4 separate regions of the Homo sapiens genome follow, and all the other regions are linked to region 1. A link is a contact called in ENCODE Hi-C or POLR2A ChIA-PET data. All regions are on one chromosome and are shown on one strand. The core of a region is the stretch at or near the end of the contact, and the rest is flanking DNA. Distances in the headings are between cores, read along the strand shown. Region 1 holds the start of RELCH (RAB11 binding and LisH domain, coiled-coil and HEAT repeat containing). Region 2 holds the start of MALT1 (MALT1 paracaspase). Region 3 holds the start of NARS1 (asparaginyl-tRNA synthetase 1). Region 4 holds the start of SEC11C (SEC11 homolog C, signal peptidase complex subunit).

The links. A loop is a pair of places that touch in the nucleus more often than their neighbours do. ChIA-PET counts read pairs that join two places held with the same protein, here RNA polymerase II (POLR2A). Pooled maps may share reads with other maps.
Region 2: a map of CD8-positive, alpha-beta T cell shows a loop between it and region 1 (13-fold over the local background). The contact joins the promoter of MALT1 here to the promoter of RELCH in region 1. A Hi-C loop is called at or near these places in 2 of 168 maps with a recorded cell type or tissue (B cell and CD8-positive, alpha-beta T cell) and 9 of 50 pooled maps. POLR2A ChIA-PET finds 5 or more read pairs at or near these places in 1 of 52 experiments (activated CD8-positive, alpha-beta memory T cell).
Region 3: a loop to region 1 is called in a map of CD8-positive, alpha-beta T cell, with 9 times the contacts of the local background. The contact joins the promoter of NARS1 here to the promoter of RELCH in region 1. A Hi-C loop is called at or near these places in 3 of 168 maps with a recorded cell type or tissue (CD8-positive, alpha-beta T cell and naive thymus-derived CD4-positive, alpha-beta T cell) and 7 of 50 pooled maps. POLR2A ChIA-PET finds 5 or more read pairs at or near these places in 1 of 52 experiments (T-cell).
Region 4: a loop to region 1 is called in a map of natural killer cell, with 19 times the contacts of the local background. The contact joins the promoter of SEC11C here to the promoter of RELCH in region 1. A Hi-C loop is called at or near these places in 4 of 168 maps with a recorded cell type or tissue (CD4-positive, alpha-beta T cell, CD8-positive, alpha-beta T cell, naive thymus-derived CD4-positive, alpha-beta T cell and 1 more) and 10 of 50 pooled maps.

The regions. Positions count from the first base shown.
Region 1 is chr18:62,181,010-62,188,528 of GRCh38, reverse strand. RELCH (RAB11 binding and LisH domain, coiled-coil and HEAT repeat containing) reads right to left here and starts at 1,274. Exons shown (of 29, transcript NM_001346231.2): 1 at 498-1,274. The coding sequence starts at 1,023. It overlaps PIGN (phosphatidylinositol glycan anchor biosynthesis class N), which reads left to right and starts at 1,473. Exons shown (of 31, transcript NM_176787.5): 1 at 1,473-1,685. RefSeq lists silencers at 589-808, 1,759-1,971 and an enhancer at 959-1,168.
Region 2 is chr18:58,665,886-58,672,903 of GRCh38, reverse strand. It overlaps MALT1 (MALT1 paracaspase), which reads right to left and starts at 1,439. Exons shown (of 17, transcript NM_006785.4): 1 at 1,052-1,439. The coding sequence starts at 1,260. It overlaps MALT1-AS1 (MALT1 antisense RNA 1), which reads left to right and starts at 1,031. Exons shown (of 2, transcript NR_164150.1): 1 at 1,031-1,435; 2 at 2,096-2,895. It overlaps LOC105372146 (a long non-coding RNA gene), which reads left to right. Exons shown (of 4, transcript XR_935537.3): 4 at 45-291. LINC03110 (long intergenic non-protein coding RNA 3110) reads right to left here. Exons shown (of 4, transcript NR_187442.1): 4 at 3,556-3,848. RefSeq lists a silencer at 911-1,700 and an enhancer at 1,861-2,120.
Region 3 is chr18:57,619,126-57,626,563 of GRCh38, reverse strand. It overlaps NARS1 (asparaginyl-tRNA synthetase 1), which reads left to right and starts at 4,728. Exons shown (of 14, transcript NM_004539.4): 1 at 4,728-4,856; 2 at 5,913-5,995. The coding sequence starts at 4,847. RefSeq lists enhancers at 4,455-4,794, 4,175-4,879.
Region 4 is chr18:59,138,005-59,145,565 of GRCh38, reverse strand. It overlaps SEC11C (SEC11 homolog C, signal peptidase complex subunit), which reads right to left and starts at 5,682. Exons shown (of 6, transcript NM_033280.4): 1 at 5,531-5,682. The coding sequence starts at 5,617. RefSeq lists enhancers at 974-1,023, 2,940-3,039, 3,858-3,907, 5,823-5,922, 6,003-6,092 and silencers at 5,643-5,782, 6,203-6,252.

The sequences.
Region 1 (7,519 bases), core at 25-2,524:
AAAAAGTCGTCCCAAAGACAAAGGGTCTTAAGTACATCTGACTTTTCGGAGACAGCAGCAGTGTGTCCTATTCTTTCTCTCCTGGCTCAGACTCAAAGAACTACTGCAGGCAATTCAGGTAACACTATTTCCTGGTAGTGTGATTCAGGTAACTGGAGAAAAAGGAAAATGCTTAAAGCAATAAACTAGTATAAAAGGGAACCTTCTGGAGTCCCGTAATAGCCAGTGAACTAGAAACTCTTGATATTTTATAGATACTGACACCAGTAGGGGAGCCAGGAGCCAAGTGCAACACCAGCCAAGGGTTGGAAGCAGGCAGAGAGAACAGTCATTGCCTGATCCTCTTGCTTCCACCGCAAAAGAGCGCCCCCACCCCAATACTCTCGTTCCTTAAAATGTCCCTATCGGGACCCACGCAGAAATACCCCCTCTCCCCTACAGTAACTCCGTACAATCCCAAATACCCTGCCGGAGTGTGACAGGCTGCGTCCACTTACTGAGCTGTCCCCCGCCCGACGCTGTACTCGGTTCCCGACCTCCAGCGCCCCCAACGCCGGCTGCTCCAGGGACCCCTGGCGCCCCCATCCCCGGCGGGGTTCCACTTTGCCTCTCGAAGTTGCCTGGATTGGAGAAGTAGTCGCGCAGCCGAGGCAGCTCCCGGCCACTCTCTAACAGCTCGGTATGCAGCTCCAGGGCGGTCAGCAAGTATTGATCGCGCAACAGCTGAGCAGCGATCGCATCAATTGATAATCGGGCCGGGGTCTCCCCGGTGCCCCCCAGGGCCACTGCAGCCGCCGACGCCTCCCCAGGGAGCCCTGGCCGCGCACTGCTTCCTAAGGCCACGGGATCCTGTGGCGACAGCGAGCCCGCAGAGCCAGGATCTAGGCCACTTCCGGCGCCCAGCCGAAGTACTGCCCGCCGTTCCTCTGTTGCAGCTACCTCGTCATCGTCCTCATCCGAATCACTGAGAAATGGATTCACGCCGCCACCACTGCCACTACCTCCAGGCGCCATCGCCGCCATCTTATCCTGTCAGGAGTGTGGGCGCCTCCCTGACTGGTTCCGACGGGCCGCAGCCCGAATCCTCTAGGCCTCAGGGGACACAGCGCACCTCCACAGCCCCGGCCTGACCACGTCCTGCCTCCCGACTTAGAGACAAGGAGTACGCTCCAAGGCAGGAGATCCGGATGCAGCTGCACCTGATGCCTCAGCCTCTGCTGCACCAGCAGCCCGGCTCTGCAGGCGTCTTCCTGGTCTCCAGTCTCGCGAGAACTGGAGCGTGCCCCTGCCCCTCTCCCCGATCTAGCCCCGCCCCAGCCCCGCCCCAGCCCACTTCAGCTCCGCCCATTCCCAGCGCCAGATAGCAAAGATTGAAGGCCCCGCTCTCCGCTCAAAAGCAAAACTCCACCCACGACTCCTCCATGATTGGTCAGAGAAGGAAGGCGTGGAGCGGACTGACGGGAGACTGGCCCGAGAATTATCGCGATAGCAGCAGCGGCCGGGCAGGTATTGGGGGCGTTCCGGAATTGAGGGGTGGTTGTAGTGGTGGCTTAGGAATACCCTCCCGGCTATCGCTTCAGTGGGTAGAGGGGACCACTGCCCGAGAGCTTTAATGGAGCTGGGTCCTGCCTTCGCGCTGAGGAGCCCTCGTTTTCGAGATCAGGCCTGACCGGGATAAGCTCCAGGTAAAGTTCAGGGACCAGTGCGCGGAGGGTGTCGGCGCCCAAACTGTGGTGTCGCGCCCGCGGACGCGCTGTTTCCCTACTGCGCTGCACTTTTTCTCGCTATTTGCTGCCAGTGGTGACATTTTGTCCCCATGGATAGCAAGTGCCCAGGCCTGTAGTCGGAATGTGACTTCCTTTCTTTTCCCTTCTCTGCCACATGCTTGCACACTCGGGAGGCCTAGCGACAGCACGACTTCTCAGCCCCGGAGGTGGTCCTGCCTGTGGGTGGGGACGGGGGCTGGAGAGACTAAACGGAAAAGGGAACGCTGAGGTTGGCATTTGCCTGGATCTGGGAACATCGTCGAGTTGGAAAACAAATTGTTAGGTACTCAATAAACGCTTAGGATTTAATACACGATTTACACAACAGGGACCCTTCAGAATATCTAATGCTGTCTCACCAGTAGACAGATAAGTAAACTTAAGCCAAGAGTGGTTGTTATAAAATCAGCTCCACGCCGGGCGCGGTGGCTCACGCCTGTAATCCCAGCACTTTGGGAGGCCGAGCCGGGCGGATCACGAGGTCGGGAGTTCGAGACCAGCCTGACCAACATGGTGAAACCCCTTCTCTACTAAAAACACAAAAATTAGTTGGGCGTGGTGGCGCAAGCCTGCAATCCCAGCTACTCAGGAGGCTGAGGCAGGAGAATCGCTTGAACCCCGGAGGCGAAGATTGCAGTGAGCCGAGGTCGCGCCACTGCACTCCAGCCTGGGCGACAGAACGAGACTCCGTCTCAAAAAAAAAAAAAAAAAAAAAAAAAAATCAATTCCGCTAATAAGGAGTCAAAGGAATTAACATCATTTCTCTTATGTCCCAAACGATTCTTTATCCACTGTCTCCTGCAACATTTCTGACTCGTTCATGCAGGCTAGAATCAAGGTTTTGGAACTTAGAACTATTTTAAAAGTTGAATGCTTCAGAGAGTTTTGATTTTTTTGATGAAATGTTAGCATATAAAGTACATATCCTAAGTTTAGAAGATCAACGTTTATCTTTTATGTCATTCCTTGATTATGATCTGAAAAGGTAAAGGAATTTCCAGTCAATACAATTAGACTGCTATTTCTTATGGCTCCTATTTTTTTCACACACAAATGACCACTTTTCCAGGCTTTAGATTTCCTTTCTTAGTGTACAGGTAAGTGACATATTACATTCAGTGTGTAGTAAACATTCCACAGTAAAGTATCTCCCGTTAGCTCCATGGAAAAATTAAAATAGACGATTCTTACATAACCTTAGGTCAGGTTATTGGTTTACATGTAAAAGTATGCCAACAGTTAAGAGTAGGCTTTAATTTCAATATACCCAGGCTCAATAAACTAAAATTTTCATTTGAATGGGGATTTGGGTTTTTAAAATTTTATTTTTGCTAGAAGTTTAAAAAAAAAGTACCAAGAATTTAAACTATTTTTTTATAGGACATTAGTTCCCAATGTTTTAATGATAAATAGTTTTCTGTGCCATATATTAAAAGTAAAACATGGGGAAAAAAATCCCCCCAAATAGAATTGAAATGGCAAATACTGTATCCTGTTAGAGATTTCTTAGCAAAAGGGATTGCTGATCCGTATTTTAGTTGGATTTTCCAGAGAGATTAAAATGGAACCAATTTCTGGAATCCAGGAATGGAGGATTAGTGAATGGCATGGGAAGGGCATGATTAGAAATGGATTGTTTATATACAATATTTCCATCTCCATGATTGGGAAATTGAGAAATCTCCTGCATTTAGGATTCCTGAAGAGGATTATGCTTATAAGATAGAAAAGCTTAAGTTCAGATCCCAATTCTACTCATTATTTATTGTGAGACCTTGAAAAAGTTACCTAACTTCTCAGCCTCACTTGCATTCGTCTATCAAAGGGGATAAGGAAAGTACACAGAATTGAGAATGTTCTTGTCCCAGTGCCTGGTACCTGCTACACAATAACTATTACTGTGGTCACTTATTAATTATTGAAATATTAGTATGTGTTGAGAACATTTGACAAGTGTTTAAAAATAAAACTAATATCAATCGTTTTGGCAGTGCAAGCCTGAAAAAGCAATTAAGTCAGTAGGGCTGAAGGGAGTATCTTTAATTTGGGGTCTCAGTTCTAAAACACAAGTTGAAAATAGATTTAAAATGTTTCCTCAGAGTTGTAAGAACTTGCATGTAGAGGAATTCTTCCCATACAAATCTGTGGTTTTCTGCTTCTATTTCTGCCTCCTATCCTATAACCATGAACTTGTGTGTTTGATCTTGTAAGCCCATTAGAAATCAACTGCCCAGTCTTCCCAGTATGTACTTTTCTTTTCCACAATACACAGAGGTTTGGTTATTCGTGAATAATGTATAAGTAACACACACTGGAATATTAAAAATTACCGATCACTACTTATAATAATGTATTATTAATAGTGTTGGGAAATTTCCTTTCTACTTAGTAAGATTTTCATTAATCTAGGCCCTTACAACTAATGTTTCATCTGACTAATGATAGTTATTAAAGCTTGTGCCTTAGCAATGAAGATGTAAAAGATGCCTTTTTTCAAAGCACGTCAATCATTTTAGTATTTAAAAAATTATTTTAGGTTTTAATAGTCTTAAAAGAACCACAAGTAATATTCTGAATGCAAGTTTTGGTTGACTTGAGGTTTTAGTAATACCTCATGTTTTATTGTTTTTCAGTGTGTGGTAAACATCCACAGATAAACTAGATAACTTGTATTGGTACATGCATATATCTTTTTAAAATTTTAATAGTTATGTGTTTGTTTTGGAGGTATTTCTTTTTCAATAAATCTGAATAAATTGTGATTTTCTTTAAAGAGAAGTATTAAGTAATATTTAGTATTAAGCAATTAAACTAATTAAAATAAGTAGTTAGTGAATGCTGATATTTTGTAATAACTGCAATTTTATTTACATTAATAGTAAATTACTTTATCATAAAAGGTTTAGTTTTTTTTTTTTTAAAGTATTTTCAGTCTTCACATCTTGTTCTGGAGGAACAAAAACAGAAGCAGGGCATCCTCTAGTGGCTGTAGTGCATATTGCATTTACCCTTGAAATGATAATTCTAAATAATTTATTCAGCAAACATTTGAGTCCTTACTAAGTGCATAAGACTCTGATGGGTGTTGGAGATGCCCCGTCCTGCTGTCATGGAATTGTGGTGAAGTGACAGAGACAGACATTAATTCAAATAGTCGTAGACAAAGCTATGTAATTACAAACTGAAGTAAAAGTTTTCGTTTCTGACTTCACCTGCATAGTCCCTGAGGAAGTGATGCTTGAAATGGAATGTTAGGAGAGAGTGGAAGATAGGTTGCAAGTACATTCTGCAGAGAGGAATTGAGCCTACAAAGGTCTTATAGCAGTGGGATACTTGAATAAAAGAAGGGGCCAGTGATGTGAGATGTTACAAAGTAAAGGGGAGTGCTATGAGACAGGTTTAGAAAAGAAGGCAGAGGCTAGTCTATAAAAGACCTTGTTAGTCACATTAAGGATTTTAGTCTAGATTAGTAGGTGAAAAGGCACTGGAGAGTTTTTTTTTTCCAGCTGTGACTTCATTTTTAAATTTATTTTTTAATATACGATTTTATGTATTCATTGTGTACATGATGTTCTTCAGTTTATATACATTGTGAAATGCTCAAATCTAGCTAAGTAACAAATGCATTACCTTACACATAGTTATCATTTTTGTGATGAGAAATTTGAACATCTACCCTTTTAGCAGTTTTCAAGAATACAATATATCATCATTAACTAGAGTCACCATGCTGTACAACAGAGCTCTTGAACTTATTCCTTCTATCTAACTCTAATATGAATGCTTTGATCAGTATCTCTACAATTGCCCCCCGCTGTGGAACTACCCCAGCCTCTGGTTACCACCATTCTGCTTCTAATTCAGTGGGGTCAACTTTCTTAAGTTCCACATAGGAGTGAAATCATGCAGTATTTGTGTTTCTGCACCTGGCTTATTTCACTTAGCATACCAGGCTTCAGGAACATCCGTGTTGTTGCAAACGTGTCTTTTGACTTTAAAGACAGTGAATGCTTCACAGAAGGCACTGGAGAGTTTTATACAAGGGGTAAGATGTTCAGATTTTCTTTTGAAAAAAGAAAAGCAAGTAATACTCTGGCTACATGGCAAGAAATGGATCAGAGAAGGGTTAGAGTATATAGGGGTGACCTATTCCTGCATTGCAGTAGTTCGCATAAGAGATGGTATACATCTTAAATTATAGAGGTGTCAATGGAGATTAAGACAAATGAACAGATTCAAGAAACACAAAGTGGACAATTGTTAGATTAAATAAAGGGGAAGAATAGGGTGTAAAGAACAATGCCTATTTCTCAGACTTACATACTTGGTGGGAAGGTGGTGCCACCTACTGAGATTGTGAACACTAAGGATTTAGTAGGTAGTAGACAAGGCTCATGGGAAATGTTATGAATTTGGTTTTAAACCTACTTAGTTGAGTGTCTTTGAAACGTCCATGTAGATTTATAAAGGTTCGAGTTACATATGTGGATTTGGAGCTATAATTTGTTGAGGCTTTTGCATATTAGGTAATAACTGAAGCCACAGATATGATGAAACTTGCCAGGATAGAAAGTATAGAGTGAGAAGAAAAGACAGCTGAGGACCAAGTTTTGAGTAACTCCAAAATTTAGTGATCAGATAGAGACTGTTCAACATTGGTCAGAGGTGTAGGTGAAAAATGAAAGCAGTAATGTTCATAGAAGCCAAGTGATAACAGCCTATTAAAAAGGAGAAGGCAGCCGGGCATGGTGGCTCATGCCTGTAATCCCACCACTTTGGGAGGATGAGGTAGGTGGATCACCTGAGGTCAGGAGTTTGAGACCAGCCTGGCCAACATGGTGAAACCCTGTCTCTACTAAAAATACAAAATTACCTGGGCATGATGCTGTGTGCCTGTAATCCCAGCTACTTGGGAGGCTGAGGCAGGAGAATTGCTTGAACCCGGGAGGTGGAGGTTGCAGTGAGCCGAGATCGCGCCACTGCACTCCAGCCTGGGCGATAGATAGGGCGAGACTCTGTCTAAAAAGAAATAAAAATAAAAAGGAGAAGGCGACTGGGCCCAGCAACTCACACCTGTAATCCCAGCACTTTAGGAGGCCGAGGTGAGTAGATGACTTGAGCCCAGGAGTTCAAGACCAGCCTGGGCAACATGGCAAGACCCCCGCTCTACAAAAAATACAAAAATTAGCTGAATGTGGTAAACATGCACCTGTGGTCCCCGCTACTTGGGAAGCTGAGGTGGGAGGATGACTTAGCCCAGGAAGCTTAGGTTGCTTAGAAAATGAAGACTAAAAAATAGCTATTAGATTTTGCACTGTTAACTGTCTTTACTTTCTTATGAAGTAATGACAATAAGGTTTAAGTTGTTTGAGATTTAGGTGGTCAGGAAAAAAAAGAGGTCACATTCAGCCTTTTCAAGAAGTTTGACTGTGTTGGGGAGAAAAGGGCAATAGATGTTTAAAATTTTTTTTATTAATACTGATATTTATGAGATGTATCCTTTTCAGAAATATGGTATTTCATTATGAATAAACAATTTATCTGTTCCCTATGGTTAGATATTGTTTCCAATTTTTTATTATTACAAATAGCAAAAGCCAAGATTTGAATGTAAAGGTTTAAAACCTTTTTCTTTCTGATGTGTAATTTTATCATAGTAAATTCTACACTAGTAGCAGTACTAATACTTGTGAGCTGGTTAAAAACATAAGCTGATGTCTACCTCACACCATATACAAATAATTATTTTTGTT
Region 2 (7,018 bases), core at 190-2,689, 3.5 Mb after region 1:
AACAATATTAAGACTTTATTTAGCTTTTTCATTCATTCTTTCAGGAGTGGACACTGCAGTTTCCAGCGTTCTGTGACCTGTAATAGTGCGACAGACTGAATGCAGAAGCACATAAACGAATCCAGCTCTGTGATTAAGCCAAGACATTAAAGAGATCTTCAAAATGAAAACCAATGCCACTTCTCTAATAGACTTTTTTGTTTTGGAAAATTTGTTTTTCCACGAAAGTATTATTTCTGTTACCATATAATGGGTTATTCTTTTTAAATAAATTAATATTTTTTAAATGTCTTAGCTTTAATTTCAAAGGTGGTAAATATCAGTATGTATTACATGTATGTATTATCTCTAACCCACATAAGAGCTCTCTGGGGTCCTCAATAATTCTTAAGAGGGTAAAGGAGTCTCGAGACCAAAACTTCAGGAACCCTAATACAGCCATTCCAAACCTAACAAGGAAAATAGTTTTACTTCGAGTTTCATGTTCATGGTGAAGTCAAGAAGAGAACGTGGTAACCTGGTTTGATGGAGGGAGATGATGAGTTCGGCGTCAGTCTTTCCCAATACCTTGCAAAATGTTCATGAATTCCTGCACCCCACCCTCTGCATTCATCACCTCGCCTGCGCTTCTTCCCAGCCTTCCTTAGGTCTCCCAGAGCAGTGTCCACATCCCTTTCTTTTGCATTTTAAGTCCTCTGGATGACTGCCCCATCCTAGGGGTCCCCTGACAGCTTTCCTTCTCTCACTATCCTCCGGGGTCAACCTCGACTTCTCCCTTTCACCAGGGGCGGGGGTGGGAACAGGGAGCGAGGCAGCCGCTGGGCCACTTTTGCCTCCACCCTCCAGAGCCCTGGGCCCCGCTCTCAAACCCCAGGCGTTCCGGGGAGCTGCTGAGTTCCGCTCCGCCTCAATGACCGAAGTCCTCCCCACCTCCGCTCACTCACGCCGGCGGCCCCCGCCGCGCTCAGCCCCACCGACAGCGCCCCCACCTCCCCACCGCAGCCCACCCCGCTCGACCCGCGCGCCCGGCCTGCCGCGGCCCTGAGCTCACCTGAGGCGGAGGCGCCCGCGACTCCCCGCCAGCTCCGCCAGTCTCCTCCAGCCCCGGCCCTCGGGCGCCTGATCCAGGAGCTCGCTGAGCCTCCGCAGCAGCGGCTCCCGCAGGCGGTTGAGGGTCGCGCCGGCCGGAGGGGCGAGCAGCGGCCCCGTGGGGGCGGCCGAGGGCGGCAGGGCCTGTAGCGGGTCCCCCAACAGCGACATGGCCCTCGCCGGCGACCCCGGACTGCCGGGGCTCCCGCCCGCCCCGTCACGGGCCTCGGCCCCGGGGCACCTTCCGCTCGCCTCCGAGCCGCGGAGGCAGGGGCGGAAGAACAAATCTGGCAGCGCGGCACGGCCCTCAGAGGAGGAAGCTCCGCTCCCCGCCCCAATTAGACAGGTTTGCCGAGGGGAGCCTGGCCTGCTGGCCGCGCCAGCCGCGCAAAGGGGCGGGGCACCCGGGGGGCGGGGCACGGAGCCTCGAGGGGCGGGACCTTGGGCCTCGAGGGGCGGGGCGGGGCTGCCTACTGCGTGCGTGCGGCTGCGCGCCTCCCTCGCCCTCCCCCGCGGTCCCGGGCTGGCCGTGGCGCGCGCTTCAAACCCAGCCCTCCCGAGCAGGAAAGGACGGGTGGGTGCAGCTGGAGGAGGAAGCGGTGGAGGAATTACGCCCCGGCAGCTCCTCTACGGCGGGGAAGCCTGCGGCGTCTGGGCTTCCTGAGACCGTGGGAGGAGGCCTGCGTACTCACGCCAGAGAGCGGGGCAAGCGGTTCTCAGTCGCCGGCTCCCGCCCGCAGTCCCCGGCGAGCGCTCTCCCCTGACTCAGGGACTTTCATGTGCCCGGCGACACACCAGCATCCTGCAGTGGGCAACCTCAGCGGACGCTTCCTCGTTTTAGGGTTAGATGTGTATGGCATTGCTAGAGGGAAGTAGTGCTGGAGATCCGGATACTTGAGTTGGAATTGGCCAAAATCTTTGCCTAGACTTTTAAACAATTACTACTTTGCAAACTGAGCTGTGGCATATTTAGGGCTAATCAGATCTTGGAAATGATTGTTTTTAGCAGGAATCATCTGGTTTACACCGCGTCAGACTGCCGCCCGCAATCTCCGTCATCAAAGCAGGCAACCCTGTAGAGGATGCCTTTCCCTGGAATGATCCGGAATGGACGACACCTGAGCTCTCTCTGCCAATCTTAGCAACATCCAAGGCCATTATCCCTTTGAAAACTATGGCTTCGTTTGGGACAAAAAGGAAGTAACTTACGAAATGTGACCAGTCAGGTAGTTCCCTACACGAGGCTTCCTGGCCCAATTTCTGTTGCCATTAGCTTTTCATCACCCAAGGCCGCAGGATTTTCTGACCAGTAATTTGGATACCTATATTCTTATACATGTTGGCGAGGTAGGTGCGCCATACAGTCTCCACCACATTCTAGCACAAGCAGTCATTAAACTTCACTCTAGCATAAGTTAAGAATTCAGACTGCAGTGAGATGGCTAAGAGCATGAAAGATCTGCTCGATTCAAGTGTTAGGAGCTTGAATAAGTTTCTTAATTTCTCTGCCTCATCTATTAACACAGGACTGACAATACAGTTTATATAGAGTTGTTGCCAGAATTAAAGGAGTTGATGTATGTGAAGCACTTAACTCGGTAACTGGCACATCGTAGATGACTCAGTAAATGCTATTACCCTTACACATACAAGTGCCGTTTCATACTCAGTTTGACTTGGCAAGCCTTTCCCAACCGCTTCAGGTGCCTTCCTGTTTTGTCCTCAATTACTGTACAAATATTTTCTGAGGATCTGTTACCTGCATGTGCCAATTATGGAAATAAAATCTTCTAGTCTTTACTGGAATCCTGCCTTTTAATTTAAATTCAACAGAGGTCTTCTAAATTTAGACTTCTTAGAAAAGTCTGCCATGTACAAAGCGTTGCTTATGCAACCTCTCGTGTGCATACGAGTTAAATGGGTGCCAGTGTTATTTACTCTTAGCCAATATAGCTCAGCTGGGCACTGTTTTGACCTCGAGTTGTACGCCCCCACCCTGGCTTCCCAAGTGACTGCCTCCCTCGTTTTACCCTACTCCCAACCTTTTTTTCCACCTAGCAATTTTATACCCTATCCAGTCACTACCCGCCACCCTCCATCCTCTACCCAAACTGACATTACCTTTTTTGACTGGTCTTTTTCTCTCCTCAATCAAATGTTAATATTTCTATGACATAATTTCACTCCTGTGGTTCTCTTATGGGCATAATGGTATAGTAGAATGTGACCTTTAAAGTTAGTCCTGAATTGGAAACTTGATGTTGCTGCCACTTACTAGTCTAGTGGTGGAACTTAGGTGATCTACTTAACCTCTCTGAGCTTCAGTTTCCACACCTGTAAAAAGTGGAAAATAATAGTACCTAATAGTGTTATATAGCGTCAGGGAGAAGTATGTGCATTGTATATTAGTACTCTTAAAACTGCTACATCAATTTTGGGAACAATGTAAATAGTAATTCAGCTTTCTTTTCTATATTAACCGTTATGTTTATATAAAGATAGGAGAAAAATTGGGGGTAAAGATCTGGCTTTTAAATGTCCCTTAAAAGTTCATGCATGTCTATAGATAATAGCCTTGGGAGTTCTTCCTCATTAGTTCAAAGTGAAATAGATCTTTGTAAATCCAGACAATTGGCAGGAAGCTTGTGGTTTCAATATATGGAACTCCATTGATGTAATCTTCAAAGCACTCATAGGTCTGGAAACTGACTCATAGGATTTTTTTCCTTTATACAGTTTAACTATAGATGGTACTCCAACTAAAAAAAAAAAAAACGCCAGAATGATATATTATTTCACAGTTGGACAGGGTTTAAAAGACTCAGTGCAGGAGAAAACCTGCTGGTCCTTGGATCTGTATACAATGGAGGGAAAGGAAGCAGGAGTTATGTGGCTTAAATGGCATTCATGGCCGAGCGTGGTGGCTCACACCTGTAATCCCAACACTTTGGGAGGCTGAGGCGGGCAGATCACGAGGTCAGGAGTTCAAGACCAGCCTGGCCAACATGGTGAAACCCCATCTCTACTAAAGATACACCAAAAAAAATTAGCCAGGCGTGGTGGCACGCGCCTGTATTCCCAGCTACTTGGGAGGCTGAGGCAGGAGAATCACTTGAACCCAGGGGGCGGAGGTTGCAGTGAGCTGAGATTGTGCCACTGCAGTCCAGTGTGGGCAACAGGGCAAGACTCTGTCTAAAAAAAAAAAAAAGGCATTCATTGTCTGCCATCCCTTATTCCATGCTCAGCCCACTTTGTGACCTCTCTGACTCAGCCTCTGTAGGAGCCACTCAGGTGACCCACAGACACAGGCTCAGCACATCCCCTGCAGCCCATTCTTGCCACCATCTTCCAAAGGATTAGGGAAATTTTCTCATTTCGATTTCAACTTTGTAATAGTAGCTAGGCATCATGCTAGTATTCCACACTCTTCCTTCATGATGAATCATCCAGACCTAAATATTTGATCCTGACCATGGAAAGTCTACACCTACTTGTCTAAATTGATTCATTCACTCAATCATTCATTCCGTCATGAACACATATTCTTGGGGCACCAGGCTCTGTATCAAATACATACTGTTAAAGAATAGTTTTTATTTGATTAATTTATTTATTTTGAGACGGAGTTATGCTCTTGTTGCCCAGGCTGGAGTGCAATGGCACGATCTCGGCTCACGGCAACCTCCACCTCCCAGGTTCAAGTGATTCTCCTGTCTCAGCCTCCTGAGTAGCTGGGATTACAGGTGCACACCACCACGCCCAGCTAATATTTTGTATTTTTAGTAGAGACGGGTTTCACCATGTTGCCCAGGCTGCTCTTGAACTCCTGACCTCAGGTGATTCACCCATGTCGGCCCTCCCAAAGTGCTGGGATTACAGGCATGAGCCACCGCGTCCGGTCTTAAGAATAGTTTCTACAAGAAAGTTTAAATCATGATGCAACAAATATGCAATGAACACATATCAGAGATTTTAACTCATTAACTAACAAGGGAATCAGAAAGGTGTTACAATTACTTCAGAGGAGAACCCAAAGACCAGATAAATATGTCAGCCCACTGAAATGAAGTTGCTTCCTAGATGCAAAACTAGCTTCTTCCACAGTGGAGGAGGGAATGCAATTGAACCTCCACCTGACAATTTATTTAATTATAAACAAGATTCACTTGCATCACTATCAGTTTTCTGTAAGTTCACTGCGATCTCAGAGTTGTAAAGTAGCCTAGTCATGAGACAAAGATAAAGACAACCCAGGCAGATGAGCTAGGCGGGATTCCCACACCACAGTTCGGTCTTCACCAGTTTTCCCTTAGAGTTTGCAGAATACAATGTTGACCAAACCCGATGTCTGCTTAAGACAAGGAACAGGAGGAGTAAGTGCTCTGTTGATAGCAAGAAGTATACAAATCCAGGGGAGAGCCCTTCAGTCCATGTGGAAAGATGAGAGGAGATGGCTTGGGAAACAGGGTAGAAAGAATACCATACTGTAGGCTGGCCGCAGTGGCTCACACCTGTAATCTCAGCACTTTGGGAGGCCAAGGCGGGTGGATCACGAGGTCAGGAGTTCAAGACCAGCCTGACCAACATGGTGAAACCCTGTCTCTACTAAAAATACAAAAATTAGCCGGGCATGGTGGCAGGCAGCTGTAATCCCAGCTACTCGGGAGGCTGAGTAAGAATTGCTTGAACCCGGGAGGTGGAGGTTGCAGTGAGCCGAGGTCGTGCCACTGCACTCCAGCCTGGGTGAGAAAGCGAGACTCCGTCTCCAAAAAAAAAAAAAAAAAAAAAAGAATACCATACTATAAAAGCACAGAGCCAGAAAACATCACAGCAAGGTTGGAGAACTGCAGTTGCTCCAGGAGAGCTGGGGATACTGATGGGAAAGGGACAGAGACCACGATGTAAAAGGCAGTGAAGACCAGATTATGTCATGCCAAAAGCTGAGATTTTATTCTGTAGATACATACCTACCACAGAGCCATCTATGCCCCACTGGTGTTATACAAGATGCTTTTAAGTCATAACATGGATGAACATTTTTATCTTAATAGTTATACATTAATACAGAAAAGAAAAATAGCTGCCAATCAAAATTGCCATTTCAACTAATAGTATTGATTAGGACTATATCAAATTTACTTGTTAAAATTTGATTTTGTTTAAGGAAGTATATTAAATACCCAAGAGAACAGGTGGTATGTGGATATGTCAAAACCCCTAAAGCTAAATGTTTACAGTTTGAGAAACACTGCTTTAAGTGATGGAGAGTAATTGAAATATTTTAAGCAGGATAGTGATTTCACTTTTGGATTTTTGAAACATCTCTCGGGCAGCAATGTGGGGAGGGGAAAGAGTGGAAGTCCAAGAAGTATTCTGGTAATGTAGATGGGAAAAAAAGGCCTCCACCAAGAGCCACAACATTGGGCATGGAGAGGAGGGGCAAACTGAACAAATATTTGGGATTATTTTTTACTAGTCTGTGGCTGTGCCTGGTTGCATGAATCACTATACTTTAAAGAATGTTTAAACTTTTTTTTTTTTTTGAGACAGAGTTTTGCTCTTGTTGCCCAGGCTGGAGTGCAATGGCACGATCTCAGCTCACTGCAACCTCCGCCTCCTGGGTTCAAGCAATTCTCCTGCCTCAGCCTCCTGAGTAGCTGGGATTACAGGCATGCGCCACCACACCCGGCTAATTTTTGTATTTTTAGTAGAGACAGGGTTTCACCCTGTTGGTCAGGCTGGTCTCGAACTCCTGACCTCAGGTGATCCACCCGCCTCAGCCAACTTTCAAATGTGTTATTCTACATTCTACTTGGTTTAGTCAGAAGGAAATGAAACAAACATTTCTGGTGTATGGAATATAGTAAACGTGCAGTAGAGAGGGCAATGGTATTAGATTTAGCCTGGTTGTTAAATGAGTAAGTATGAA
Region 3 (7,438 bases), core at 3,479-5,978, 4.6 Mb after region 1:
TCTCCTCGTTGGTCAGGCTGGTCTTGAACTTCCAACCTCAGGTGATCCACTTGCCTAGGCCTCCCAAAGTGCTGGGATTACAGGCGTGAGCCACTATTGCCAGCCTGGTCCTTCAGGCCATCCCTACTTAGCTGAGAAGTGGAAAACCAGGCACAGTGCTCAGAGTTCCACCATCTGAGATGACTTCCCTTCACCACTTCTTTTTTTTTCTTTTTTTTCTTTTTTTCTTTTTCTTTTCTTTCTTTCTTTTTTTTTTTTTGTGACGGAGTCTCCTTCTTGTCGCCCAGGCTGGAATGCACTGGCGTGATCTAGGCTCACTACAACCTCCGCCTCCCGGGTTCAAGCGATTCTCCTGCTTCAGCCCCCTGAGTAGCTGGGATTACAGGCGCCTGCCACCATGCCCAGCTAATTTTTGTACTTTTAGTAAAGATGGGGTTTCGCCATGTTGGCCAGGCTGGTCTCAAACTCCTGACCTCAGGTGATCAGCCCGCCTCGGCCTCCCAAAGTGCTGGGATCACAGGTGTGAGCCACCTTGCCCACCCTCCCCACTGTCTTTTTAGGGTTTCTCCTAAGTAAGGCTAGAGTAGAATGGCTGTTCATATCTGGCATGTGCCAGCATATTATGCAGATGTCAACACTAGGCCCATTTTTTCCATCCTGCACTAACTTGACATAGAGAAATCCTATGAGTCTATAGGTGTAGACTGAGGCGGGGGTAGGAATTTAAATGACCCTCTTGTACAACCTGCTTGCACAGTCCTATGTACACTTTTTATTTCACAACAGAATGTTGCTTTGTAAATTCACTTTTTTTTTTTTTTTCTTTGAGACAGAATCTCACTCTGTCACCAAGGCTGGAATGCAGTGGCCTGATCTTGGCTCACTGGAACTTCCACCTCCCAGGTTCAAGCAACTCTCCTGCCTCAGCTTCCTGAGTAGCTAGATTACAGGAGCATGCCACCACACCCAGATAATTTTTGTATTTTTAATAGAGACGGGGTTTTGCCATGTTGCCTAGGCTGGTCTCGAACTCCTGGCCTCAAGTGATCTGCCCGCCTCAGCCTCCCAAAGTGCTGGGATTACAAAGGTGAGCCACCGTGCCTGGCCAGTAAATTCAGTTTTAACGATCAGATGAAACTAAATTCACCAAGGGCAGTTCAGATGAATCTCTCAGTGCCACCTGGCAGGAGCGGTGGCCCTCAAGTGAGGATGCAGCCAGCCTACAATGAGGAGCTACGGGAATAAGGACCCCAACCTCACATCCCACCTCTGTTCTTCCACAAGTGTTCCCCATTGGCTGCAGCTGACCAGGAGTCAGAGAACGAGGGAGCCCATTGATGTGGTTCACATGAGTCAGCCTCTGGGGCGGAGCAGGATGAAGTGGAGAAATTCATCTGGACAGGCTATGGTGGGCAGCCTCTAAGATGGTACCCAGTGAGCAACACCTCCTGGCATTCACCTCCAGGGCTGGTCTGTGTGACCAGTAGAATATGGCAGAGACAATGACATTTCACCTAACAAGTCAGGTTAGAAAAGGCACTGCAGCCTCAGTTTTGGTCACTGCAGTGGGGAGCTTTCTAAGATGGCCCATGATTCCCAGCTGCTGGCATCCATGCCAGTGTGTAATACCCTTCCTTTGAGTGTATGCTGGACCAAGTGACTTGATCCTAATTAATCGAATATGGCAAAAGTATTGGGATATATCCCTTGTGAGATTAGGCAACTAAAGGTTCTAACTTCCATCTTGGTTGCTGGCTTTAGCCAAGCAAGAGGCCCGTGTGGAAAGAATTGAGGGAGACCTCTGGCCAACACCCACCTGAGTGTGTGTGGAAGGGGATCCACTCCAGGTGAGACTTAAGAATCTCAACTTAAGCTGACTGCAGCCTCTGGAAGGACTCAGCTCTGAGTCCTCAGCTAAACCGTGCCCAGATACCTATTCCACAGAAATGTGAGATAACAAATGCCATTTGATGTTTTGGGGTAATTTATTATAAAATAAAAGGTAACTAATATTCTCTCTCTCTGATCACTTGCTTTAGGTGAAGTCAGCGGCTGTCATTAGCAGCTCTATCGGGAGCCCACCTGGCAAGGAAAGGTTTTCTGACCACAGCTTGTGAGTGAGCCTGGAGGCAGATCCCCACCCACCCAAGCCTTCGGATGACTACAGACCCTGCCCTCAGCATGATTCATGAGAGACCTGAGCCAGAACCTCCAGCTAACCCACTACCTTATTCCTGACCATCAGAAACTGTGCAAGGTAGGGCCTGGCATGGTGGCTCAGGCCTGTAATCCCAGCATTTTGGGAGGCCGAGGCAAGCAGATCACTTGAGGTCAGGAGTTCAAGACCAGCCTGGACAACATGGTGAAACCTCATGTCTACTCAAAATACAAAAATTAGCTGGGCGTAGTGGCACACGTCTGTAATCCCAGCTCCTCGGGAGGCTGAGGCAGGAGAATCTCTTGAATCTGGTAGGCGGAGGTTGCAGTGAGCTGAGATCGCGCCACTGCACTCCAGCCTGGGCGACAGAACTGAGACTGTCTCAAAAGAAACTGCTAAGGTAATAAATGTTCGGGGTTTTAAGCTGCTAAGGTTTGGGAAAATTTGCTTTGTAGCAATTGATACTAATCCATGAGCCAACAGAAAACATTCAGCCAAGAGGAAAAGGGAAAGTTCATAAAATTGGGTGAAATATTCCTTAGGAATAGTATTTGGTACTTTTTTTTTTTTTTTTTTTTGAGATGGAGTCTCACTCTGTTACCCAGACTGGAGTGCAGTGGCACGATCTCAGCTCACTGCAACCTCCGCCTCCTGGGTTCAAGTGATTTTCTTGCCTCAGCCTCCTGAGTAACCGGGATTACTGGCGCGTGCCACCACGCCCGGCTAATTTTTGTATTTTGAGTAGACACGGGGTTTCACCATGTTGGCCAGACTGGTCTCCAACTCCTGACCTCAAGTGATCCACCCGCCTCAACCTCCCAAGGTGCTGGGATTGATAACAATCATGAGCCACTGTGCCCGGACTTGGTTCATATTCTTGATGGGCCCTGAACCTATATATAGAGTTATTTTTTTGAGGACCTCTCATAAAAAAAAGGTTTTCTTTTGCTTCAGGGACAAACTCTGGTATTCCACTAAATTGAGAATGGGCTGGGCGTGGTAGCTCACGCCTGTAAGACCAGCACTTTGGGAGGCTGAGGCAGGAGGATCACTTGATCCCAGAAGTTGGAGACCAGCCTGGGCGACACAGGGAGACCCCTCCCCCATCTCCACAAAAATAAAAATAAAATAAGCCAGGCGTGGTGGCGTGCACCTATAGTCCCAGCTACTTGGGAGGCTTAAGTGGGAGGCTCACTTGAGCCCAGGAGTTCGAGGCTGCCGTGAGCTATGATAGCACCACTGCACTCCAGCCTGAGCAACAGAGAAGACCCAGTCTCCAAAAAAAAAAAAAGCCCACCAAAAAAGTAAAAAAAAGTTGAAAATGATGACAGACCCTTTATTAGCACCTCTTACATGCCCGGGCAGTGAATTTATATCATCTTTCACAAATAGAAAAACTGAAGCTCATTCAGATTAGGTAATTTATCTGAAGACACAGATAAACCCCTCTCAGCGCCTGACTCTCGGCGCAATCGGGATGTTTCGCAGCGGGGCAGGGGCAGGGGCCGGAGCCACCGCCATCGCAGCCCGGGGAACAACGGACTCGGGGAAGCCCGGCCTGGCCCTTCAAGTCCCGGGCCCAGCAAGGGCCAGGACCCTCCCTCCCTCCCTGCAATCGGTCCCAACTCGCTGAATGAAGCTCATTCAGTTTAGGTAATTTATCTGAAGACACACGGTTAGTAAAAGGCAGAACCCAGGTTTGTATTCCGAAGCCCTCGTTCTTTCCACCACATTATTATGGCCTTCCTAACGGTAATCCTTACAATTTTAAATGAACATATACCATAGCTCCTCTCCTGAACACCGAGGGACGCTGGCTCACGGAGTTTAGAAAGTTAACGCATCTGGCCGGGCGCGATGGCTCACGCCTGTAATCCCAGCACTTTGGGAGGCCGAGGTGGGCGGATCACAAGGTCAGGAGTTCGAGACCAGCTTGACTAAGATGGTGAAACCCCGTCTTTACTAAAAATACAAAAATTAGCTGGGCATGGTGGCACAGGCCTGTAATCCCAGCTACTCGGGAGGCTGAGGCAGAAGAATCGCTTGAACCCGGGAGGTGGAGGGTGCGGTGAGCCGAGATCGCGCCACTGCACTCCAGCCTGGGTGACAGAGCGAGACTCCGTCTCAAAAAAAAAAAAAAAAAAAAGGAAGTTTACGCAACCCGCTGCGTCCCCTCCACCGCCGCGCACCCCGTCTCGCAGCTGGCGCGGTGTTTGCTGGTGACATGAACTCAACCAGCCTCCACCATCTGGGGATCGGGGCGACATCCTTGGTCTGGTTTGCAAGAGGACCCGCACGCCTCCAGCTGGGGCGGAATTGGAAGATTCAGAAAGGAAAGTTGGGGAGGCGGGGAAGGAAGGGTGCAAAAGTGACACTGTGCCAGGGTCTCCAGGGCCGCGGAGCTCCGGGACAGGCAGCGCCTTCCGAGCTGCACAAACGCGTGGGGCGGGGCGTCTCTGGATCCGGAAGTTGCCTCTGCCCTCACCAAAGATGGCGGCCCCGGCGCCGCTCGCCCACCTCTCGTAACCAATGGAACCGCGGCGCTCGGCCGATTCTCGCAGGCGCCCTCAGATCTACGCTCTCTGATGCAACGCCGGAATCGCGGAAACCGCCGGTGCACGTTGGAGTCATAAGACGGCGTCGGTGTTGCAGTCTGTGTCCTTGGAGGTGACCAGGGCCACTGCAGGCATGGTGCTAGGTGGGTGAGACTCAGTGTATGGCGCGGTGTTCCCTGCCTGGGGCAGGAACTCTGCTCCAGTCGGGTTTCGGCGCTTTCCTTAGTGCCTACCAGAGTGGGCGCCCCGCGAATGTTTGGGGACCGATTGCAGGGAGGGAGGGAGGGAGGGTGCTGGCCTTTGCTGGGCCCGGGACTTGAAGGGCCAGGCCGGGCTTCCCCGAGTCCGTCGTTCCCCCGGGCTGCGATGGCGGTGGCTCCGGGCCCTTCCCCTGCCCCGCTGCGAAACCTCCCGATTGCGCTGAGACTCAGGCGCTGGGACGGGTTCAGACACAGGGTAGCCCCTACTCCTGCAGTTCTTCAAAGTGATCGTCAGGAAGGGGCTTTAGGATTCTAGTTGTTTTTCTCCCACCCTCATTTTTTTATTGAGGTTTCCGGGGAGACCATACTGTGCAGTAGGAAAAAAAAAAAAAAAAAGAGAGAGACCTGGATGGATGTTAACTGTTCAGACCTACTAGTTGTGAGGCCTTCTGAAATTTTCTAACCTCAGAGCTTCTGTTTCCTTTAAAGTCCAGAGGGAGCTGGTGTTTATTTGCCATCTCTACAAAAACTGGCACTGGGATATCTGATTTGTATGTGTTATTTTATTTCATCCTCAGCACAGCCTTTCAAGATGGGGATTGTTTTTCCTATTTTATAGGTAAAGAAATAAGCTCAGAAAGGTTAAGTAAATTCTCCAGAGTCACCCTGCCTTTTAAGGTACAAAATCCAACATTCCAGCGTATGTCTGATCAACTTCAAAGCCCATATTTTATTTTTGGGTGCCCAATTAGATAGAATAAATATCACAAATTAAAATGATCAGAGTTCATTTTGAAAACCTGGATTATTAACTAATGTTTTTATGAGATGGATGTTATTGAAATGGAGTGGGGAAATAACTAGGATATTAATTACTTATGGACCTCAATTTTTATTAATCGATGCTTGTTCTGTTTACAAAGATAAGGAATGAATAAAGTAGTAAGGTGACTAATAGTTAATGGCCAGACCATAACTTACCCTCATTTTGTCAAACAGCAGAGCTGTACGTCTCTGACCGAGAGGGAAGCGATGCCACGGGAGATGGAACCAAGGAGAAACCATTTAAAACAGGTCTAAAGGTAGAGTCTCTTCTCATTAGGAAAATGAGACTGCATTTATTAATGAGTTATGTCAATTTTCTTGTGACTTGCCAAGAACTTAATTTCAAACACTAGGTTCCAAAGAGAATTTTCAGAAAAGGGAAAGTAAGGAATGCATACAGATATGTGACTTTAAGATTGTTAGATGATCAAAGTCTAAACTTACTTTTTAACATTTTGAAAAAAGGTCTCTTCTTTCTTACCACATGGCATTGCTTCTTGGAATTTTTCTCTCCATTGAGTCAGATTGCTGGGTTTTCAATTCTTGTAAAGATAAAAGTTACCTTTCCTCAGTTACAGTGAGCTCATGACCAGGGGGCTCCTGAGAGGGCTTTTGGTGAATTTACCACAATCCAGAGTGTGATCCTGAGATTTGACTCCAAGACCACCAAGAATGGATTCATTTGTCAGAGCTGACTCATGAGTCTGGAGCTTCAAGCTAGAATGCCAATTTATTAACATTCTGTTAATGAATTAACAGTGCTGTTATTTCTCAGGATCTAGAATCCTTGAATGAGTTTAGCTCATTCTCAAAGGGGTTTGTCAAGAGCTTGGACTCAGGCCTGGTGTGGTGGCTCACGCCTATAATCTCAACACTTTGGGAGGCCGGGGCAGGTGGATTGCTTCAGCGCAGGAGTTTGAGACCAGCTTGGGCAACTTGGTGAAATCCTGGCTCTACAAAAAACATAAAAATTAGCCCAGCATGGTGGTGCGTGCCTGTGGTCCCAGCTACTCCGGAGACTGAGGTGAGGATTTCTTTAGCCTGGAAGGTGGAGGTTGCAGTGAGCCACCATTGCGCCACTGCACTCTAGCCTGAGACCCTGTCTCAGAAGAAAAAACAAAAAAAGGGCTTGGACTCACAACATGGGTGTTAGGTAGTTGATTATATCAGAGTAAAGTGTGGCCTAAGACAACCTTCTTAAAATAGACCATGGACTTAGCTGTTGAACTCATATGCTAGAATCCATTGGCTATAACTGCCACATAAGGAAGATGGTTAAAAGTTCCTTCCTTGGGTCTGGGCTTTGGTGCCTCACGTTTGTAATCCCAGCACTTTGGGAGGCTGAGGCTGGAGGACTGCTTGAGCCCAGGAGTTTGAGAACAGCCTGGGCAACATGATAAGACCCTCATCTCTACAAAAAATTTAACTTCTTAAAAATTTTTTAATAAATTTAATTTAAAAAATAAATAGAGACAGGATATTAACCCTCCCAAAGTGCTGGGTTTATAGGAGTGAGCCATCACACTCAGCCAACTACCAAAAAAAAAAAAAAAAAAAAATTAGCCAGGCATGGTGGTATGGTATGCACCTGTGGCCCCAGCTACTCGGGAGACTGAGATAGGGGGATTACTTGAGCCCAGGAGGTTGAGGCTGCAGTGAGCCGTGATTGCATCACTGCTCTGCAGCCTGGACGACAACAA
Region 4 (7,561 bases), core at 4,433-6,932, 3.0 Mb after region 1:
TGAAGCTCGCCTCACCCCAGCTGCACTGGTGGTATCTGTCCATGCTTCCACCTCACATGCTTCTTTCCACCCCAGGGCCTTTACCCAGAAGGCTCCCTCCCTGAACCCCTTAGTTTACCAAACACTCACCTTTACATCCACCTTTAAATGTCAGTGTCCAACAGAACCCTGCCCTGACTGGCTAGACCAGAAATCAGCAAATTTTTGTGTAAAGGGCTAGACAGTAAATATTTTATGTTTACGGGTCACATAGTCTCATTGAAACTACTCAGCCCTGCCAATGTAGCGGGAAAGCAGCCATAGACAATATGTAAAAGAAAGAGCATGGCCGTGTGCCAATAAAACTTTACAAAAACAGGTGGTGCAATGGGGTTTGCCAATCTCCACTCTGGCCAGCCTAGGTCTTCCTATTATATATTCTCACTGCATCCTGTATTTCTTTGTATCGTTCATCAGCATCATAATTAAGCATATAATTACCTAATGTGTCTTTTGCATTAGACCTTACATTCCACAAAAGTAGGGATCATTTCAGCCTTGCTCATAGCTGTATCCTCAAGATTCAACATGGGTTTGGCAAAAGTTAAGTATTCAATTTGTTGAATAAATAGTGATAAAATAAACATCTTTAATGGTGAGTGCAAACAAATCAGCAATAAGAAAAACACTAAAATTCCAACAGAAAAAGGTAAAAGCTTAAAACTATAATTTTCCAAAGGAAAATACAAGTAGTAAATAAACATAAAAAATGTTCAAACCAATAATCCTGCCTCTACCCTCCTTGCAACCCCTTCCTTTTTTTTTGTTTCTAGCAACTTTTTTTTTTTTTTTTTTTTTTTAAGATACAAGGTTTCAGTCTGTGGCCTAGGCTAGAGTGCAGTGGTGCAACCATAGCTCACCACAGCCTCAAACTCCTGGGCTCAATGGATCCTCCCACCTCAGCCTCCCAAGTGGCTGGACTACAGGCATGTGCTGGCATGCCTGGGTAGTTCTAAATTTTTTTCTTTGGTAGAAATGGGGTCTTTTTATGTTGCTCAGGCTGGTCTTGAACATACTAGCCTCAAGCAATCCTCCCAAAGTGCTGGGACTATAGGCGTAAGCCACCACACCTAGCCTTTGCCTAAGAAATTTAAAGTGTCTGGTTTTTTTATTGTTGTTGTTAATACTAATACTTAGTGCTAGCAAGAATACACTGTGATGGGGATACAAATTGATAAACCATTCTGAAAGCTATTTGGCATTAGTATTAAGAGGTTACTCTTGGCCCATAATCCTACTTCTAGGAATTCAGTATAAACTAAAGGCAGGTTGAGAATTATGGCCCGAAGACATTTATTACAGTCTTAATTCTAATAATGTGGAAAAGGAAATAAATGAGCAACAATATGGAAATAACTGAGTAGAAAGTGGGGCCAGGTGCAGTGTGGCTCATGCCTGTAATCCCAGCACTTTGAGAGGCCGAGGTGGGCGGATAACCTGAGCTCAGGAGTTCAAGACCAGCCTGGCCAACATGGTGAAACCCGATCTCTACTAAAGATGCAAAAATTAGCCAGGCATGGTGGTGCATGTGCCTGTAATCCCAGCTACTCGGGAGGCTGAGGCACAAGAATCGCTTGAACCCGGGAGGCGGAGGTTGCAATGAGCCGAGATTGCACCACTGCACTCCAGCCTGGGTGACAGAGCAAGACTCCATCTCAAAAAAAAAAAAAAGAAAATGGCAGATTACTCCACTATTTAAAACAATGCATAAAGAACTTAATGGGAGTGGAGGAGAAAGCGGGTTGGGTTGGGGGAGGAAAATAAAAAGGAACTTTAATGACATGACCAAACACAGTATGTTGAGTGAAAAATGTAAGCTGCAGTAGGATCTCACCAAACGATAAAACAAATACAAAGAGATGCCCCAAGACGCTAAGAGAGGCTATTTTAGGATAGTGAAATTATGAGTCATTGACTTTTCTTCTTTAAACTATTCTCTATTCTGAAAACAAACTCTGACTGATGTAGGAAAAGCAGAGCTCAGAACTGTCTCTTGCTAATGTTAAAACTGTAAAAATAGGTAATTTGAGGCAATAATGAAGGATACAACTGAAAGTGAGGACATAAATGAATTAAGATAATTGTTAATGTATTTTGGTGCAATAAATCAAAATAGGAAAATAAATATAATTCAACATTAAAGTTACACACTTTTTTTTTTTTTTTTTTTTTTTGAAATGGAGTCTCACTCTGTTGCCCAAACTGGAGTGCAATGGCGCGATCTCTGCTCACTACAACCTCCGCCTCCTTGGCTCAAGTGATTCTCCTGCCTCAGCCTGCCGAGTAGCTGGGATAACAGGTGTGCACCACCACACCCGGCTAATTTTTATATTTTTAGTAGAGACGGGGCTTCACCATGTTGGCCAGGCTGGTTTTGAACTCCTGACCTCAAATGATCTGCCCGCCTCGGCCTCCCAAAGTGCTAGGATTACAAGCGTGAGCCACTGCACTCAGCCTACACACCATTTTTAAAAGCGACTTGGCTACTGTGTCAATAGCAAATTATGAAACTATCACTATATTCCCAGGAGAGTGAAAAAGGAAACTGGAGTGCTAAGCAGACATTGACAAAGTGTTGGGCTATAATATGTTAAACCATTGCTTCTTCTGGTTCCATGGATTAAGTTCTTTAGTGGTGATTTCTAAGATTTTAGTGCAGCTGTCACCGGAGCAGTGTACACTGTACCCAATATGTAGTCTTTTATCCCTCATCAAATGAAGAATATTTACCAGAAAGTTGCCATGAAACAATCAAAGCCTTTACACCATTTCACCATAAGCTCAAAGAGCATAACGGAAAAAATCAAAGATCACAAAGCAAATACTTAAGAATGCAAAGAAGTGAGCCGTTAGAAGAGATAAAACATTCATGTCTTCATTCAATAAATATTGAGATTCCAACAACAACAACAAAACACTGCTTCTAAAGTAAAATCAGCCTTACAAGTCACGTCACTCTAAAGCAGAAGCTGTTCACTGGAATTTACATTCAAAAACCTCCCCACCGGCTCTGCCTGACTTAAAGGATTTGATAAATAACCGCTGTTTCATTATGAATTACAGATCTGATGAGGAAAGCCCCAAACCATGGTTTTAAACAACGATTGCCGTTTTCAGACAAGTTTTCAAGTCATCTGGCTCCACCCCGATAAAATCTTGCCACTTAGCCAGTAAAGAACTTGTACCAAGAATATATTTTCCAGTATAATTTCCCATGCTTGAAAAGTTCATTAAGGGAAAGCAAAATCAATTCCTCAAAAAAACTTCCTTTGAGCAAGCCATCTACCTGCTAAGGAAATGTCCAAATACACAAAAATATAAAAATCAAACTAAGAAACCACAGATCACACTTTTAACACCTTAACTTTAAGAAACCTACGAATCAGATTCTAGGCATAAAATCCTGGAATCCAGAAAAGTAATTTTGATTGAACTACTGACAAGCTGACTGCGGTCTGGAAAAAAAAAACCACCACCATGTTTCACAGGTGCTTTTGTTGTTGTTCACCTTTGCCTACCAACTTTGTATGCTCAGCACTTAATGCTCACAGCAGAGTGTAGAACTAAGTCCATACTCAGTCATTGTCAACCAATGATGAAACAGCCAATGTCTAAGAGTTTTAAGCAAACATTTCAGATCAAATATTCTGGCTGACAGCAGCAGCACTGCCAGTAGCTGTATTTCTTCCTCTCTTCCTCACTGCAGAAACAAAGAGCCCTTGTGTTGCATGTGGGTCCTGCTTTAATAGTAAGCAGGGGCAGCAGAGAAAGAAGGTCCTGCTTTCAAGACTGGTGGAGCATGCAGGCCTGACAAAGTGTCATAAGATGCTATTTTGGAGGGAAGAAGAGAAAAAAAAAAAAAGACAAAGCTTTTTTAAAAAGTACCAAGAAGCAGTAGATTTGAGCTTGCTGAATTTTAATTAGAAGACTAGCAAAACAGGCAATACAGCCAGCTACTGGCAGGCCTTATCGCTGAGAGCAAAAACACACTGATCTTTCAAAGGGCAAACTGGTTTAGGGATCAATACACTCATCAGAGGGCCTTTTCTGACAGTCTGCAATTATAGCCATCAGTAATCAGTACCAATTTTAGAGACACTTTAAAAACCCAGCCATTAAGTCTAGATTTTTAAACAAAGCTCTGCTTCCTGGAGGATATTCTTGTGAACAGCATCAATGCTCAGGACATTAGCAGTTACTTTTTTAAGCTGGTGATAATCTCTACTACAACTCATCTTCCAGAAACAGGAGTCATCAGCTTTGCACACCTAGACACTACCACATCCTAAACACGGTTGATGAAATAGAAATTATCAAACTTTCCCACACTACTGCACTAGTCTGAAATTCTACTTGGGGAAGGGGGAGGAGAGTGAGAGGGGAAAAACACGTATGCCTAAAGGAGTAAGCTGTGACCTCCCATGGGCACCACCCCACATCTCAACATGATGGAGCAAATGAAACTGGATGCCATCAAAATAATGAGGATTAATACCATTTTCAAAGACAATCAAAACTCCCTGGTTGGAAGGTCCCATTTTTCTTAGCACAATTTATTAGTAGCAATAGTGGCATTAGTATCCACCGTGATATTCAGGTCCTACAGGTCCCCCAAATTCTCTACCTAGAAGCCTACATAGTCGTATTTTTCCTGACTGAGAGGGCTTCCTTTCCAATCCCTACTCACTCTTAACCTTATAGTGAAGAGATAAGGCCCCAAAGACAGTGATGATGGCCAATAAGTGGCTAAAAAGAGAGCAAGAGGAACGTTTTCCTCTGAGGTCCTCTCACAAAGGAGAGGGAATTCAACCACCCCAGCTGCCCAAAGACCCTACACTGCCTCCTATATTCAGAGTGCAGCCATCTCAGAAGTTAGAGAAGGCTTCTGGAATCTCGCTGGGAACACTGGTTGAGTCCACAATGATTGCGCACAGCTTGTGAGCTCTCTAGGCACAAGGAGCATTATTTAGTCCCGACCCACGGTCAGGGGAAAAACAACTGCCCAGGCTGGGAAGAAACTGCTTTGGGAGGCATCGCTGGACAGCTCCCGTTGTAGGAAAGTTCTTCCCTCTCGCCTGCCTTTCTGCCTCTTCCACCTGCCGGCAGTCAGGCCTCTGAAGCCCCACAGAGAAATCGGTTCCCTCTTCACCGGGTGGCCCTTCAAATACGCTCAGAGAGCTGTCGTTCACCGAGTCATCTCTCCCACAAGCGTGGCTGTGGCATTCTCAACCACATTTGACATTCCATGGCACGGGGTTTCTATTCTCCCCTTTCCTGCACCCTCCCCTAATTGTGCTCTTGTCAGGGCAAGGAAGTGCACACCCATGCCCACACGTAGGCGTAGAACCCAGGGCCTGAGAGCCCAGCGCGGGAGCTTCGGGTGGCCGCCCGGCCGCATTCACTGGGAGCCGGAGCCCTGACTGGGAAGCCCCGACTCCCCGCTAGCACAGGCGGTCCCGGCCACGGCGCGCTCACCACCCTCCTCCGTCACCTGGCGCTTGTTCATCTTCTTCAGGTCCCCGAAGATATCCAAGCCGGACGCGGGGAGATGAGCCCCCACGGCGCCCGCACGCACCATAGCAGGGTCTCCGGGGACCTAGCGGCCCGCCGGCTCTGGGTGGCACAGACGGCTGCGGAGCACCTGCCGGCCCCCGCCCACCGGCCCAGCGTCCTTGCGGCCACGTGACCGGCGACTCGCTTGGGCGTCTGGGAATCGTAGTCTCGCCAGTCTTGGGCACTGGCCAGCCAGGAATGAACCTGAAGGAAGAAAACTACCACTCCCAGAATGCTGCGGGGTGGGCACCTCGGCCAGTGAAGACCCGGGGCTCCTAGGGAGGGCAGCTACAGGGCTCCGGAGCCTTGTCCGACCCTTCGGAGGGAACATCGAGCAGCGAGTGACCCCGCATACCTCGGGGGGCAACTCGGGGAAGGGACTACTCAAGAGGAGCTGAATTTCCCGACTCTGGTCAGGCGCCAAGAGGACACCTAACTCCCGCTCGCAAATCACCTAGCCGTGTATCTTGGCTATTGGATGACTGCAGCGAGGAAAGGTGGTGCCTCTACGCTGGGGCGGGCTGAGCCGAATTGGGGCGGGGCCTAAAGATGGACTGCGGTGGGCGGGGCTTGGAAGAGGCGGGACTTTTGAGGCCGCTGAATTCTGCATTTTGAGTGGTACCACTTGTATGCAAGGAAGTATCTTTGAATGCCTTGACCATAATTGGGTTGCAATAGATATTAATTAAATGAATACATAACCACCTAATTTCATACACGAGAAAGCAAAGGCCCAGAAAGGTTCATTGACATGGCCAAGGTTAAGTGGAAATGAGTGGAATATAACTCAAAGTTTTAAATTTAGAAGTCCTAGATCATCACAGTTCTGATCCTAGATTACCTTTGGTTCATTCACTCACTCGTGTATGCATTATGCATTCTTTATTGTATTTATTTATCCACAAATCTTTATGGAGCACCTACCATGCACCTGGCCTTGTTCTAGGCACTTGAGAAACATCAGTTAACAAAACAAGCAAAGATTCTTGCCCTCATGAAGCTTATATTCTACCGAAGGCAGACATAATGGATAATTTATACGGTACCTAAAGGATGGAGGTGCTATGACAACAGGAAAAGCAGATAAGTTGAATGGGGAGGTCTGGGGGAAAGGATCAGGTTGCAATTTAAAATATACCAGAAGCTGACTTACCATGAAGCTAATGAAAGGTAAGTTCTGGGACCCTTCAATTGCAAAGGTGTTTTTCCAAGGTGTGGGAGAAACTTAACCATAGAATGTGTAAAACTTTCAAAAGCAAGATATTGCAATTGCTATTGGTTAAGAGTTCTGTTTCTTTGCATTCCAACTTCACCTCCATTACATTTCCCCTCCTGTTGGAGGGACAAGGAGAATTTTGGGGATCCAGCTAAGGAGGAAACGAGTTGGAGATACATTTGGTTTGAGTTTAGTGAATTTATTTATGTGGTTCATGGTCTTTCCTGCCATCCTCGTGTAAAAAATGGCTTCTGGGAATACTGCCATCCACTGGGCCAACTCACCTGGCACCGTGGCAGGAAGTCCCACTGGAAGTGGCATCTGATATGAAAGTGTTCTGCAGCACTTGACCTTGGAAATAAGTGGATGGAGAGGAAAAACAAGGTTTGAAATGTACAGATCCAGAAGCTAGTCTGTGTAAAATTCTTCCAAATATCAGATGTATAAAATTATAAGTGCAAGACACAGTGCTTAGTACATAGGAAGATATGGTGATAGTTAACCCTGCCACTAATAATTGCTGGAACTAAGGTGGCAGCACTAAAGGTTCAGAATCTGGATACATTTTGAAGAAAGAGTCTTCAGGATTTTTTGAAAGAATAAATATAGGGCGTGAAAGAAGAAAAGAGATTGAGGCTGACTCCAGGGTTTTTAACCTATGGAACTAGAAGGGTAGAGTTCCCCTCAACTTCAATGAGGAAAGCTGTGGGTGGAACAGGTTTGTGGGAATAGAGTAAGGGTCCAAAATGTGAC